2 separate regions of the Mus musculus genome follow, and region 2 is linked to region 1. Evidence: chromatin loops called from intact Hi-C (ENCODE). Cell type or tissue: left cerebral cortex. All regions are shown on one strand.

Region 1 (8,000 bases):
ACACCCAGGAAAATGATCCAGTCGTCATTGGTCAAGCCAAATGCATAACCTTTTCAAGCCCATAAACCTCGAGACAGCCTTACCCCATTCCCTCTCCTGAATTAACTAACCTGCCCCCAGACATCCTGGATTCTTCGATTTTCATTATTCGTAGTTCTTCCAAACTCAGTCTTAAATACCCTGTGCGAAACATCTACCCCACACCTTCTCTTCCATCTCCTGGAAGGAGAATTAGAACAAGCTCTAACCTCTTTTCTCTGGTCACAGAACACTTAGCCTTCACCTCCCAGCTCCCCACACCAACACAGCCCCTACCGCCATTTCAACCCAAGGCTTTCCTTTCCTTTCCTTTCCTTTCCTTTCCTTTCCTTTCCTTTCCTTTCCTTTCCTTTCCTTTCCTTTCCTTTCCTTTCCTTTCCTTTCCTTTTTCCTTTTTTATTAGATATTTTCTTTATTTACATTTCAAATGTTATCCCTTTCCTAGTTTCCCCTCCGAAAGTCCCCTATCCCTTCCCCCTCCCCCTTCCCCTGCTCCCCAACCCACCCACTCCTGCTTCCTGGCCCTGGCATTCCCCTATACTGGGGCATAGAGCCTTCACAGGACCAAGGGCCTCTCCTCCCATTGATGACCAACTAGGCCATACTCATGGCTCTAACTGCATACTGCATATGCAGTTAGAGCCATGAGTCCCACCATGTGTTTTCTTTGATTGGTGGTTTAGTCCCAGGGAGCTCTGGGGGCACTGGTTAGTTCATATTGTTGTTCCTCCTATGGGGCTGCAAACCCCTTCAGCTCCTTGGATACTTTCTCTAGTTCCTTCATTCCAAGGGTTTTCTAAAAAAGCAAATCCGATCTTACATAGGACAGCAAGCCCTTATGTAAACACAGTGGTAAAAACAAAACCCTCAATTCTTCCACCCATACTGTACCAGTTTTCTGTTTCTTACATTAACTTTCCCCCTTTCTGTGTCAGCCCTTGGTCCAGGACGCCTGGCTTTCCTGGGAAGCACACCCAGTTAGCTCACATACAATATAGTTAGCCCATATAACCAAGCGAAGGCAGCACAGCTGGACTTTCATCAAATGTCACAGAGGAACAGACAGGTGTAACTAATACTCCATCTCCAGTATTGGTCCTGAAATCTAGGAGGGGCAGAACTCAAAACAGGTGCTACTCTTTGGAATCAGCCCTTGACTGAGTCTCAGTCTGTGACCGGGTTCAGAGCTACTGGAAGGTCAATGCAGTTTGGGATGCTTAGTGGGGTCTATGGAATGGAAATTGAACAAGAGAGTTCAGATAGGTGCTGGCGTTACTCTAGCTATAAGTTTGATCAAGTTACATCTCTTTGCCCCCTACTTTCCTTTAACATTCTTAATTTCTGTATGGCAACCAGACAAATGCCTATGATATCTTATTAGCTCCCTACCACCCACTTTTTATATTATTTCTCATGTATATGAAACTTTGGCATTTAAAATATTATTATTATTCATTTAGGCTTTTTGAGAAAGGGTTTCTCTGTGTAGTCTTGGCTGTCCTGAAACTCCATATGTAGATTAGGCTGGCCTCTAACTCAAAGGATCTGCCTGCCTGCCTCAATGAGAGCTGGGATTAAAGGTATGTGCGTTTATTCTTTGAGTATTTTATAAAATGAATTTTGATCATATTCACCTCCTATTACCCCTCATCTCCTCCTATCCTGATGTCTTTTTTTTTTTTTTTTTAAATCTACAGAGAGGCTAGAGAGATGGCTCAGTGGTTAAGAGCATTGGTTGCTCTTCTGGAGGACCTGGATTTGATTTCCAGTGTCTATATGGTAGCTCACAAACTCCTGTTTCAGAGGAGCTAATGTGTCTGCCTTCTTCTAGTCTCTGGATACAGTACATAGACATTAATACAGGCAAAACCAGGGACCACACCCTTAAAAATGATTCCCCTTCTCAAGAAGTGTTCAACTGTCAATAGCTCTTCAGTTAGCGGTGAAGGCTCATGAACACCCCCACACACACACACACACACACATACACCTACCTTCTGGCTAGAATCTTGACTGGCTTGATCCTGAGCAGGCAACCACAGCTGTGAGTTGGTCCTTTTCTGACCAGAAGGTAGTCACTCTGGTCTTCCTTAACTGCTCTTACTATCTTTTTCTTCTTTTCTTCTCTTCTGCTTCAAGGCAGGGTTTCACTATGAACCCGTGGCTGGTGGCTGACCTGGCTCTCTATACCAGGCTGTCTTTGAATTCGTGGGTGTCCACCTCCCTCTGCCTCCCAAACACCACCATGTGTCCACCATGGTCTCACTCACATAGCCCAAACTGGCCAAGAATTCTGCTATTTTTGCCCTTATCTTTTGGATTACAACAGCCAGTTTCCACCATCATAGAAAGAAAAACCCAGATACTCCTCAGCCCATTGGGTTCCTACAATGTACCTATGGGCTTCAATGTCAAACTTCTTTCAAATCAGGCTTCTGTCCCTCACTAGAAATTTAATATTGAGTTATTGACACAGCCCTGTCACCCCCTCCCCCCACTGTTTTCTCACCTATAAATTAGGAATAATAAAAGCACCAATGGGGAGAAGTTGGATGAAGGGGGAAAAGTATCACTAAAGCACACTATTATTCAAAGGTGCCCTAATGATATCCAATTGTATGGTATTTAAAAAATAAAAAATAAAAGCATTACGAAACCGGGTGTGGTGGTGCATGCCTTTAATCCCAGCATTCCAGAGGCAGAGACAGGTGGATCCCTAAGTTCGAAGACAGCCTGGTCTACAGAAAGAGTTCCAGGACAGCCAAGGCTACACAGACAAACCCTATCTCAAACAAAACAACAAAAACCAAAAAGAGAAAGAAAAGAGCTAATTTAGAATTTTCTCATTTATACACCTGCTTATTTTTATTTTTGCAGTGCTGAGAATTGAGTCCTTGGCCTTGCACAAGATTGGCAAGCCCTCAAACTCCAGTCCTTAGGGATATTTAAGGAAAATCAAACTGTATAGTGCAAAGAAACAATGTACTAAGATTAAAGAGTGTGTTAAGGAACATGGGGGCTTGGGGATGGGTGGGGGGGTGTTCTGCTTTCATCCTGAAACCAAGCTTAAGGGGCATTTTCATCTCTCTATTGATATCTGTTCTGTCCCCCTATAGAGTCTTTTATCTTTGAGCAATTCCAGTTTTAGAGCGGTCAGGGGCCTGTGCTGATGAGGGTCAGCGAGGAACTGGGTGTTGAGATACGGAAAAAGGAGAAACAGACACTCTGGCTTTGGAGAAGACAGGAGAAAGAATGAAGAAGGGAGGGTTGGTTGGGAATGGGTCGGGAGACACGGTGGTCTTAAGAGGCTAGACAACGGCCAAAGCCGCTGAACGAGCATCTGGGAGGCGGAGATCCGAGTCGGGTTGTTTGTAGGGAGCGGGAATCCCGAGGGGCCAGGGGTGGGGAACGGGCGGAACCCGCCGGGTCCCAACGTGAGCGCTCAGCCCTCTCCTCTGCGCATTCCTGGGCCATCCCAGCGCCGCAACCCGTCCCCGCTCCCTCCGGAGAAATTGCCAAATTAAAATGAATCATTTGGCCCATAATGGCCGAGGCGCTTATCGGGGGCGGGCGGGCCCGAGGCGGCTCCTTATCTCGGCGGCGCACACGGCCGGCGCTAACGAGGCCGCGGGCGGGAGCGGGATTAGAGCGCGCGGCGAGGCGCGGGCGGGGGCTGCCCAACATGGCCACGCACACCCCCAAGGCGCAAAACGTGAGCGTCCCGGCCTTCTTCCCAGGGCCGGGAGACAGTCGCCTCCCGTGGAATTGCCCGTCCGTTTCCTCCGTCTTTCCCCATGCGCACTCCAGCCTCGGCTCCCTCTCCCCCGTCTCTTCCCGGGGGGCACTTTCCACGACGCCCCTCCGCTGCCCCTCCCGCCGGGGAGACTCTCTTCCTTCCTTCCCCTTTTCCCCTTGCGCAATAGACAGAAAAGCGCAAGGCGCTGGCGGCTTCCATTGCTTCTGGGCGGTGTGTGCGGGCGGCCGGGTTGAGAGTGCTTGCGTGAGCGGCAGGCTGCGGTGGCTACTCCCCGCGTGGGCTTTTGGCGATAGGTCGTGTGCGGGAGTGTGAAACCCTGCGCTGTCTGGGTGTGGAGATTCCGACCTCTCTGCGTTTTATTCGTTGTATGTAAATTGCCCTGTTTCTTTTCTCCACAAGGTCGGTCTGGTGTATCGCAGTGTGTGGCCTTGGACAAAGTGTTAGGCTGGTTTCGTTATGTCGGGCGGGTGTGATCCTCACCCTGTGAGGTTGTGTGTCTGTGAGCGTTTGCGTGTGACTGATGTCGCTGTGTCATGTTGGACAGTATGCCGGTCTGCCTACACCGGCTTGTGGGACAGAGCTAGCTCGTGTTCATCTGCTTCCCTCCTCTGGGCCTGGACCATGTGTGGTCCTGTCCAACAAGAGTCCTATGCCTGTGTGCCTGTGTCCTTTAGAGGTGCGTTTGCAAATCGCTGGGGGCGGGAGTGGGGGGAGGGCGAGCGAGAGATCGAGGCGCTGGTGGGGGCGTCAGCATGGGGGCGGGGAGTGGGATTTCACATTTTATTCCAAATTATGATGTATTCGGGAGCCAGTGTTGGCTCGGATGGGCGGACAGAGCCCAGTGGGCGGCAGCTCTGTCCGGAGGCTGTCTGTGCCTTGGTGTTGCGGGGGTCCCCTGGTGTGTGCGGGGGGAATCTTCTAATCTGGAAGATGAGCCGCGCTCGCTGAGGCCAGCGTCTTCCCGCCCGCAGCGCCAGGCCTGGATTCGCGCTGCCCCTGGGTTTCGCCTATTTCTGGTCAGTTTCGCGGGTGCGTCCGCGGTGGTTGGGAGAGGCTGGGAAAGACAATGGGCACATTTTCCAGGTCTGGTGCCAGGGGTGGGGGTCCTCGGGATCGTCCCGGGGGACATTTTCTCAGTCCCTTTCCCATCCCGGTCCAGTCAGACCCCCTAGCAGGTTAGCTGCCCTTGGAGTCCACTTACGTTGGAAGGACCGCTTCAGGGCCACCTTAGCTGGACAAGAAGGATCGCGTTTTCCCCTTTTACTGCGATTGTTAATACCTTCGTCATCATCACCATCACCCTTAATATCCGCTTTTAATTAAAACAATCGAACAAAAAGCTCACCAGTTCTACCCTTTAGCTTCTTTGGAGGGAGAACAAAGCAGTCCTGTCCTGTCTTAGGCCCCTCCCTAGCTGCTTTTTTTTTTTTTCCCCTAACTTGCCAGGTTTGGGGTAGGGAAAGAAAATGAAGAGGTAGTCAGAATAAAGAGTCACTCCATAAAACAAACATTAGCCTCAAGTAACAACGGGAACGAGTGTATTCCCCGCGTCTCCCCTCCTCTTCCCTCCTTCTCTGGATTAGCAAGGAGAAAGAAAACCTCCCGCACTGAATTGAAAGCCAGGGAGGAGGCAGTTCTGAGCTTCCGCCAAAGCCGCAGCGGAGAGAAGGAAGCCTTCGCAATTAACCCAAGACTTCGATGTGCCATTGGGCGGTGGACATCTCAGGCAAAACAATTAAAAAAAAAAAAGGAGGCGAAAAATAAAAGCAAACGAAATCCAGCTACCGCTCTTGGAAGTGGCGTCGGTCTGCTTTGGCCCGTCTTTCCTTTTGCTTTGTTTATCGCTGCGAAACAGTATAAGAGGTGTAAGAGTTAACTCTCATCTACTGCCAGTCAAAACCCCGAAAGTCGAAAATCTTTTGCAAAGGTGGTGGAAGAAATGGTGAAATACCTTCCTTTATATCTCTGCATCCATTAGAAAGAAAACAAGGGACCCAGCTAAAACAGATAGAGCTCTCTCTCTCTCCCTTTCATCCCTGCAAGGGAAATAGGATCTTTGGAAACAGGTTCTGCCTTGTCCTGGGCAGGAACTTGAAAGATGGGGTCATGAGGAGTATGGGACCAGGGCTCCCAGGTTCTGACCCAGCAGCCAGGGCCTGAAAACTCTTGGGTTTTTGTTGTTGTTGTTGTTGTTGTTTTTGTTTTTGTTTTTGTTTTTCCATCCCGTTCTCTCCACCCTCGTCAAATAGAGAATTACATCTTCCTGCTCTGGCTAAGCCTGGGCTAAGGTTGTGGGGGCAACCCGCATAGAGACGTCCATGCTTAGAAAACAAATTCGGCCATACTGAATTAGACAGATCCGTTAGAGGGTTCGAACACGTTCTGGGCAGCCTGCCGGAGAGGCTGTTGTTGTTGGACTAAGTAGTTATTCCTGATTGGTCAGGTGTAAGGTTCTTCTTCTTTTTCTTTTTTTAATTCGGGATGTGTTTGGGGGAGGGTGGGCTCCAAACACCTGCAAGTTGGAGGCGGAAAGCCATTTGCTATTCTTTGGGATGGCGGGGCACACGAGGTAATTCCCAGTCATTGACCCCCCATTTTCTCTCTCGCCCTCCCTCTTTCTCTCCACCCCCATCTTTCCTGGAAACTCGCTTTGGGCGCGGCAGACCGCGCAGGACCTCACGGCAAGCTAAGTAACTGCTGGTCTCTCAGCGAGAGCCGGGAAACCCAGCTTCGGGGTCCTACCTCGACCCCTCTCCAGCGGAGGAGTGGAGGTCCTAACCAGCCGAGTAGGTCTCTCTAAATATGCCCCAGGTTAGTTGCGGCCTGGAGTCTGGGGTGGGGTGGGTGGAGGAAGGGGGGTAATGTCTGTGGAAACAACAGTATTCTGGGTTGTGAACTGGGGGGCGGGGGGGGGGAGACGACTTAGAACTGAGAAGATTGGTGGGGGTGGGGGTGGGGGTGGGAGAACCAACCTAGACTAAGAACCCGGGATCTGACTGCCACTAAGCTGCCTCAGGCCTCCAGCAGGGCTCTTTCCTTTTTCCGGCCTTGGATAAAACAAGCTGGTTGGATTATGTCCTCCAGGCCGCTCCCATGGTCCCGGTTCCGAGCACATTTCACAAGGCCGGTAACTTTATTGTGGCTATATCCGGATGGCGCAGGAGCTCCAGGCACGAATAAAAGCAGCCAAAGCCACCCTACTAAGGCCTAAGGCCTAAGAAGCTGTGCTGGAACGCATTTCCACTCGAGTGGTGGCAGAGATAGTGCATTGCTCACTGGCGGATTAGGTTTTGGTGCAGGCTTTGTGTTTCTCCACTGTGTCTTGCGCATATGAGTGTGGAGGGATGGGAGGCCAGCCAAGTCTAAGGCCAACACTATTTCTTTTAAAAATAAGTGGATTAAAAAAAATCTCCAAGCTATGATTTGGGGCATTAGGAGTTGCTGGAGAAGATGCAGTGCCTCCCAGAAAGGAGCTTTCTGGTTCCCCTTTTCAGGTGTATTGTCACCTGCTGGCTGGGGCAACTGGAAGGTGAAGATGAGGTTGAGGCTGTAACCTGGGTCTCGGGAAGCACAAAGAGCTGGGATGGTCGAGTGCTCCTGTCTAGCCTGAGCCCCCTCCCTTTCCCATTCTCCCTTAATAAAAACAATTGCATAAAAGCTGTTAGTGTTAACCCCTGGGCTGCTGTGCGGGTGGGGGTGGGGTTGTGTGTGATCCTGGTCTTAGGAGGTTTACCTGAGGTCCAGGAGCTGAGCATGGAGAATTCTACTGGAAGCCTTGGATATTTATAGCATCTGGAGGGTCAACTCATCTAGAATATGTGTCCCCTTTGGCCATTGGGAACCTGATTCAGTCATTGCAGCAGAATTGATCAGGGAGTCAGAGGGGAGCTCTGGCTCAGTTACTGTAGTGTATGTTTGTCATTTAGAAGCTGGGACTAAAACAACTGGTCATTGAAAGCACACAGATGGTGTGCCTCAAGGTAGGAGGACAGCGTCTCTGGCTTGTGTATTTCACCAGAAGCTGGTTTATTTCTGATGCACTTCACTAGCAGGGAGGGAAGTCAGGATGGCTACTATACTTCTGGTTCATTTCCGGTGGTTGAGGTATTCTCTGTATATAGACCTTTTGTCTCCACTCTAATTGTGAATTCAATCTCAGTGAAGCATTACAGACCCATATTGGCTTTGCAGCTTGTGTGTAACA
Region 2 (8,000 bases), 71 kb before region 1:
CAGACGTTACTTTTCCACTTTAAATGAAAAAGTATAGTAGAGCTCTTCTCACCTCTTCTAAAATATCAACTCAGAAGGCAGAAGCAGGCAGACCTCTGTGAGTTCAAGGCCAGTCTGGTCTACAAAGCCAATTCCAGGACAGCCAGGACAGTTACAAAGAGAATCTCTGTCTCCAAAACCAAAATGAAAACAAAACAACAACAACAAAAACAAAAAAAACAAAAAACCAAAAAAGTAGAAACAAAAACCACCAAACCAAACCAAAAAAACCTTACAATAAGCACTCTTAAAGAAATAGTGGTTCTTCAATAGAGTCACATTTTGTTGCTTTTTAACCTCATATGAGTGTTTTGCCTGCATATATGTATGTGTGCCATGTGAAAGTCTGTGGCCTGTGAAAGTCAAAAGGGGAAGTCAGATCCCCTGGAACTGAAGTTACAGACCGTGTGAGCACCATGTGGGTGCTACAAATCTAAGTGGGTCCACTGGAAAAGTAGCTAGTGCTCTTAACAATAAAGCCATCTCACTAGCTCCCAAAAGCAAGGGTTTTGTAAACCATTTCTTTTAAAGACTATTTATAGCTTTTAATTTGTCTTTTTTTTAAAAAAATCATCCTTTAACCATATCCTACCCTTAAAAGACTAGAATAGAACTTAAGGTCTACCAGATTTTTCTTTAGTGCCTTCTGAATACAAAGGGCGAGTTCTGGATTTTGAAATCAAAATCTTTCAAAATTCTGCTCAGCATACTTACCATTCATTCTCTCAGAGTAAACAAAAACATCTCAAAGATAGGTCTTATTCATATGTGAGGTCCAGAAAGCTACTTGGGTGCCCCCTAGAGACCAAATTTTTAAAATGTATTCAGCTTCATGATACAGTCTTCTGTCATCACTTTTATTCAACAACAACCTACTATGTGCTAGGTACAATGCTCAACAACAGAGAAAAAGATAAATAAAATCAAGGTTTGATTTCTATATGCCTAAATTCAATCTCATCCAAAACTTTGCTAAGCACAGAGTGAGTCACCCATTCAAGGAGGCTCTTAAGGAAGTCATGACACAGATAATAAATAGAAGCTTTACTCACTACTTACGTAAACAAAATGTTCACAGTATATGAAAAAGAAAGTAAGTATTCTTTCCAACTAACCCACACAAAATTGTGCATACTATTTTCAAAAATAACTTTAGGTTACAGCACTCTAATTTATTTTTGATCAAAACAAATATAAAGCTTAATTTTTAAAAATTAACAAGTGAGGCCTGATGACCTGATTTCCATCCCTGAGCTCACATAAAGGTGAGTGGGGGAAACCAACTCCACAGAGCTGCCCTCTAGACATGGACCAAAGCACATGCATATATACTTATGCACACACAACAGAATAAGTAAAGAAACTGTAAATGATACAGCACCCCCTGAATCTTAGAAATACATCATTATACAATAGTTCCACTGACTCCTTACTTCAAATAAAATCTTTAGAGACTTAGAAAATAGTATAAGAGAACACAGATTTAGAAATAATTAGAAAATAAAATTAAACTGAAAGGATCACTACAAATGAATGAGTGAAGTCAATTTCCAAAGCTCCCTCAAAACTTCTCATCCCAGTAGGAGATACAGTAAAAGGCTCTCTCTCTCCATCTTACATGCCCTCCCCTTCCCTCCCCATGGAACAATTACTAAAGTGGAGTGTGGCTCCAGAAAAACTTCCATCTTCCCGGCAACACTCTCCCTTGCCTAACTTCAAGGGTTCTGCATCCCTGAAACCAAGGTGGACTTCTGACAGCACATAGCAGCACACACTCCAACCCTAGCACTTGGGAGGCTGAGGCAGGAGAATAGTTTGAGGCCAGCCTGAGTGAGGATAAAGAGACTACACCTCAAAACAAACAACACAACACAACTTTTGGCAGCCTGAATTGAAACACCAAAATAAGCTCTCTCCAAAGAAACATTTCTATAATCAACCACATTTCAGGTACCCTGTGAACCAAATTTGCTTTGATGACAGTTGATGAATTTAACATTAAGTTATATATTATAACATTTTCCCTAAAGGAAAAAAATTAATTTTAAGCTTGCCGTCTTTGGGGATTATGTTCACAGCTGCCTACATAATGAAATATTGAGCCAAAATGCAGACTCAAAATGGGGAAAAAATGCCTAACTTACCTGACTATAGACATCCCAGTGTTTATGTGACCAGCTAAGGAACAGTCATTGTTAAATTATACATCTGAAATAGCAGATTATCAGGTGGATGTTTATGGCAACTGGAAGCAACAACAAACAATTCAAAACAATGTATTCTAGCTGGCTTGGTGGGACAGGCCTATAATCACAGCTTTTTGACATTGAACCGAGAGAACCACAAGTTCAAGGCCTGCCTTAGTTAGAGTGAGTGCAGGGAGTACTTACTGAGAATTTTAAAGTACACGGTACAAAGAGAGATGCTCTGTCATAGAGTGCATGCCTTTCATGTGTGGGGGGCCCTGGGTTCCACTGTCAGTGCAACCAGAAAAATGAACAAACACAGAAACAAACAGCCCACAGCTTCAGCTCATGTAACTGCTCATCAAGGACTCTGTAAGTAACAGGTATTAACAGGATTAGCAACTATCATTTCACCAAGTAGAAATACCAGTCACTCAGGACAGACATTTTTCATCCAGTGGAGTAATGGGGGAATTATCAGATTGAGTACAGACATTTAAGGACATAAGTTCAGAAAAGTATTTGGATGCACTCAATATGAAAGTCATAAGCCAAGTTTTAAAATGTAATGCACCTTTAGGGGTTGGAGAGTTGGCTTAGAGGTTAAGAGCACTGACTGCTCTTCCAGAGGTCCTGAGTTCAATTCCCAGCAACCACATGGTGGCTCACAACCGTCTGTAATGGGATCCAATGCCCATTTCTGGTGTGTGAAGAGAATGACAGTGTACTCTCTTTAAAAAAAAAAAAAAGTAATCCACCTTTAAAATAAAAATGACCAGTTGCAGATAGTTATCTTATACCCAACCTGCTGTTCCTTGCAGTACATTAAATCAACCTGGTGTCTTTCTAAAAATAAATTAAATGACCAATATAATAAAACCAGGAAGCTTAAACATTTGCATCTATGTGCAGGTGTGAGACCTCATTTAGCAGTCACAGATACAAAACAAGACATTTCATTTCTATTTTCTCCCTTCTTACAAAGTAACTTAGGCTAAAAGTAACTTCTCTGGGGCTAGGAAAAACAATAGCAATCTCTGGGGCTAGGAAAAACAATAGCAGGGTCAGGTCTTGAACTGCTTACCTGTTTTGACTCACTCCCTCCTTTACCATGCTATCTATATTTTAATCATTTTACTTATAAACTGAAACCATCCACTTGTCATTTGGCTTTCTAATAGATAAAACAAACAGAAGTAAAAATAAGGAGAAAAATTCTATGTGCTTTGTGATTAAACTGATTTTCCAAAGTTATCTGTAATTCTAGACATAACTGTAAAACACACAACTTTTAGACCACATTACTTTATTTATCTGTGGTTGTTCTTTAGAGAATAGACTATAGGGCAGGAGCTGAATATATGAACGTGGAAAAAAATACAAAGCAAATATAGGCCACGGCTTATAGGAAAAGAAGAAATTATCAAGTTCTGGGTCAAAACCTTTTATCAAGCACTCAATTTAAAGGTGAATGTTGGGTGTTTTTCCCCAACCCTGCCATTTCTTTCTGATTGTCTTGTTTTCCTTTAAAACACTGCCCAAGACAGTCCATTAAGCCTTCCTCACCGCATCATTACAGCTCATAGGGGCTAGAAAAAACAAGACAGTCCATCACTACAGCTAACACGGGCTAGAACCCATACCTGCTTGAGTTTAAAGTCTTTGCCTCTCTCCGTGTACATGCCACCCCTGACCTCAAATACTAAAAGAATGGAACTGGTAAACTTATGTCAAAACTTTAATTGTATTTAGTTATTTGTGTGGGCAAACCCTTGAGCTCTAGAGTGAACATCATAGGACAACTCGCGGGAGTGGGGTTGTGGTTCTCTGTGGGTCTCAGGGATGGAACGTGGTGGTAGGCGCCCTTACCCGTTCAGCCATCTCTGCAGTCCTAAAGCAAACATTATTTAAAAAATGATAAGAGGATTTTATAGTTGGGTGGTGTTTTACTTTCTCGGAGAGCAGAGTTTTTTATTTGCTTAGACAACTGAGGTTCACTGAGAGTGAGTGACTCACTCGCCCAAGGAAAAGGGCGTGAGTTGTCAGCTGGGCCAAAGGTTAGCGCCTGGGCTCTCACAAATCCGGCACTTTAACTACCACAAGATCCGGGTCGGGTTCCTCGAGGCCGGTTAGCCGGAGACTGACAGCCAGAGATGTAGCGAGAAGACCCGGATCCCAGGAGTGGAAGCAAGGGCGCGCGGAAACAAAGCACTCGTAGACTCGACGCCCCTCGGCCCGGGCGCGCGGTGGCCGTCGGGACTCGTAGTCCGCTCCCCACAGCGAGGGGCGCGGCCGCCAACGCGGCTGCTCCCTCCGGCCCCGGCCCGCTCCGCTCAGCCCGGGAGCTCTCCGTCGCCCTCCCGCACGGCCTCACCTCGACAATGCGCGCGCACTGGGTCCCCTTGCCCGCACCGGGCCCGCCCAAAACGAACACGACCAACGGCTTCATGAGGTGGAGAGGGAAGAGCCGCAGTGTGCGGGTCAGCGGCGGGCAGCTCGGGACCAGGACGTGCGGGAGCAGCCGACGACAGCTGCTCAGCATACAACGCGCTTCTGACAGCGGCCGGCGCGGCGGCGCGGGCGGGGCGGCAGGGAGGGGGCGGGCAGAGCGGGCGCCGGGGCCCCGCCGCCAGCTGCCGGCCGCCGTGACAGGAAGGGGCGGGGCCTCCGTGCGCTGCGCCAGCTTCCGCTCGCGGTTCCGGTTCTTCCTAACGTGGCTGGAGACCCAAGGCATTTCAGTTTCAGAACCTGGATTGACGTTTAGGCAGACCAGTGGTTCAATCTCCCGGGTTTCCCTTTCCCAAGAGAAGCGGCCTAACCGAAGAGGCAAGCACAGGAGTCAGTAGGAACAACGGCATTGTTGGGAAGGAAACCAAAGGAAAATGAGAACAGTTTGAGGTTTGCAAAGAAGGCCTCTAAAGAGGTGACCTTGGAACCAAGACTTGAGGACTGAAAAGAGCAGAGACTTGGATGCAGTGACCCGCCAAGAGAGAAGGGCATGTTAGAAGGTTAGGGCTGGATAAGTGGAATGGAAAGTCATTAATGGAGAGTTGAGTCGGTTATGGAAAAGCACTTAGGTTATATTCTAACCGCAGGGAAAGACTTTAAGCTTAGCTCTGTTACCCTGACTCGGGCCATTAGGGAAAACTCTGAAGAGAGAAGAAAAAGAGTGAAAACTGAGCCTGGATGAACACAAACCTTTGAAAATTGGAGTCGGCAGTGGTAGCATTTTCATGGAGTTTTTTATAGTAACAGAACAAAGCTATGAATCATGGCAATTTTTTTTTCAGATAACTTGGTAGAGATGGTTTCTAGCAAAGCTGGTACTGTTATTGGCCCCAGATGCCAAATGATGACGAGAGGGATGAGACAAGCTGATCCAAAGGTAGTGAGTTATCTCAATGGATGGTTCACAATCAGTTACAGATTAAACTTCCTTCCTCCTCACTGCTGCACTTGACTAGAGATAGAGTAAGACAAAGCCCACCTACCTCAGAACTCCCCCAGTGTGCTTTAAATTGGGCCTGCAAGCTCACTTCTCGGTCTTTCTTGGTAATGGGAGACCCCAGCATGCTGAACTTCTGCAAAATAAAACACTCTTTGTATTTACATACTTTTTGAATCCAGGGTGTCATTCTTTGAAAAGTCATGGACCCTTACAATCACATTCTTAGCCTTTGGGTTTGGAAGCTAGGATTCTGTTTGTATGTTACAAATGGACTTACCTAATAGTCACAAGAATGTTAGGTCACATAGAGGTGAACAATAAATGGTTGATTGGGGGCTAAGATAGATAATTTGGCTTTGGACCTACAATATTCCAGCTCCCCAAATAAGAAACCTGAAGTCAAAGGCTGAAGCAGGAAGATGATAGGTTTGAAGCCTGACTGTATTCCCAGCACTTGGGAGGCAAAGGCAGATGGAACTCTGTGAACTCAAGACCACCCTCATCTGGTTTACACTTTTAAGGTCCAGACCAGCCAGAGCTACATAGACTCCCATCTCCAAAACAATAATGAAACCCAAACAGCTCGATACAAAATTATATTTGCAGCAGCTGGTAGGTGGAGGTATGAAAAGAAGTATTTCACAGCCAGCTTCAACTACATAGCAAGTTCCAAGTCAGCTTGGGCTACATGAGACCCTGCTTAAAACAAAAAACAAACAAACAAAAAAATTTCAAAGCCAAAATAGGCCCAAGAATATTTAGCAATAAGAAGCAAGGAGCTTCCAGGTTTGTGTTTTTGTGCATGGAAAAACAGAGCACTTGAGACTTGAAAGAAACAAAACTAGTCCTGACTCTCTGTATTACCAACAGAAAGTAAGTGCCTTGTCTGGGGCATTGCCCCACTTTTGTACAGATATTAAAGCAGAGAGGATGGAGCGTGTACCAAGAGTACACAGGCCTTTCTTTAAGTCTTACTGCTAATTAGTCACTCTGGCCTTAGAAAACTACTAAAAATCCTTGCACTTTAAACTGGGACAAAAGTAAAATGAAAACTTGTCTAAGACCATCAAGAAGGAGTGGATAGTTGGGGGTGATGGTACACACCTTTAAAACCAGCACTCTGGAGGTAGAGGCAGTCGGATCTCTGATCTACAGAGCAGGTTCCAGGGTATCCAGAACTACACACAGAAACCCTATCTTGAAAGGAAAACAAATAAACAGAAAAAGCCCAAATGGACTCAATTCTTAAGATTGCAGGTTTTAGTTTGCTGACCACCTATGACCTAGAACACCTGATGGTAAATTTCAGTCCAAGCTCAGAAGGTTCCAACCCCCCTGCTAGGACACTAGCATATGAGAATAAGGAGAACCAGTCATACTAGGAAGAGGTGGCAGGAATATGAGACAGGCCATTCTAGAGCTAGGCATGGTGAGCATGCCTATAATCCCAGTACTAAGGTAGAGACAGCTTATGTGTGAATCCTAAAGGCTTACAAAATGGCCTTGTGGATAAATGTACTTAGCTGTGCAGGCCTGACGATCTGAATTCATTCCCTGTGGAACCCTTATAGCCCTGGCTGGCCTAGAACTTGCTATGTAGATTAGGCTGATCTCTGCCTGGCTCTGGCTCTGGACAGAGATTGCCCTTTTTTTTTTTTAATTTTTTTTATTACATATTTTCCTCAATTACATTTCCAATGCTATCCCAAAAGTCCCCCATACCCTCCCCCCTACTCCCCTACCCACCCATTCCCACTTTTTGGCCCTGGCGTTCCTCTGTACTGGGGCATATAAAGTTTGCATGTCCAATGGGCCTCTCTTTCCAGTGATGGCCGACTAGGCCATCTTTTGATACATATGCAGCTAGAGTCAAGAGCTCCGGGGTACTGGTTAGTTCATAATGTTGTTGCACCTACAGGGTTGCAGATCTCTTTAGCTCCTTGGGTACTTTCTCTAGCTCCTCCATTGGGGGCCCTGTGATCCATCCAATAGCTGACTGTGAGCATCCACTTCTGTGTTTGCTAGGCCCCAGCCTAGTCTCACAAGAGACAGCTATATCAGAGATTGCCTTTTTAAAAGAAAGTTATTTAGGGCCAGTTAGTGCTTCAGCAAGTTAAGCCACATGCTGCCAAACCTGGAGACCTGAGATCTATCTCTGGAGCCCACACAGTAGAAACATATACAATGAAGAAAAGTCTTAGAGGATTTAAAATAGAAATTAAAAGATCATATCAAAGTAAACGTGCCTTACTTCCTTTTGTGCATACATAAAAGATGGTGATCACTGCTGGGCGTGGTGGCGCACGCCTTTAATCCCAGAACTCGGG

Evidence for each region. Hi-C counts contacts between places; a loop is a spot of excess contacts. Peaks named below come from ENCODE experiments on the same cell type or tissue, not always from the same donor. Only the 100,000 strongest peaks of a DNase experiment are listed, where the experiment ranks them.
Region 2: it touches region 1 in a loop (2.1-fold over the local background); 1 of 42 quality-filtered maps calls a loop at or near these places.

Annotation. Positions count from the first base shown.
Region 1 is chr4:115,053,060-115,061,059 of GRCm38, forward strand. It overlaps Tal1 (T cell acute lymphocytic leukemia 1), which reads left to right and starts at 4,752. Exons shown (of 5, transcript NM_001287388.1): 1 at 4,752-4,812; 2 at 6,460-6,607. It overlaps Gm52674 (a long non-coding RNA gene), which reads right to left and starts at 2,522. Exons shown (of 3, transcript XR_003955097.1): 1 at 2,034-2,522. It overlaps Gm33786 (a long non-coding RNA gene), which reads right to left and starts at 6,251. Exons shown (of 2, transcript XR_376559.3): 1 at 4,998-6,251; 2 at 4,563-4,850. In left cerebral cortex, no CTCF peak of the experiment used is centred here; DNase peaks (open chromatin) are centred at 4,003, 4,228, 5,054, 5,332 and 1 more place; H3K4me3 peaks cover 3,092 bases; H3K27ac peaks cover 2,497 bases.
Region 2 is chr4:114,982,367-114,990,366 of GRCm38, forward strand. Cmpk1 (cytidine monophosphate (UMP-CMP) kinase 1) reads right to left here and starts at 4,862. Exons shown (of 6, transcript NM_025647.3): 1 at 4,600-4,862. The coding sequence starts at 4,767. In left cerebral cortex, a CTCF peak has its summit at 848 (motif pointing left); DNase peaks (open chromatin) are centred at 931, 4,029, 4,478 and 4,889; H3K4me3 peaks cover 1,840 bases; H3K27ac peaks cover 1,689 bases.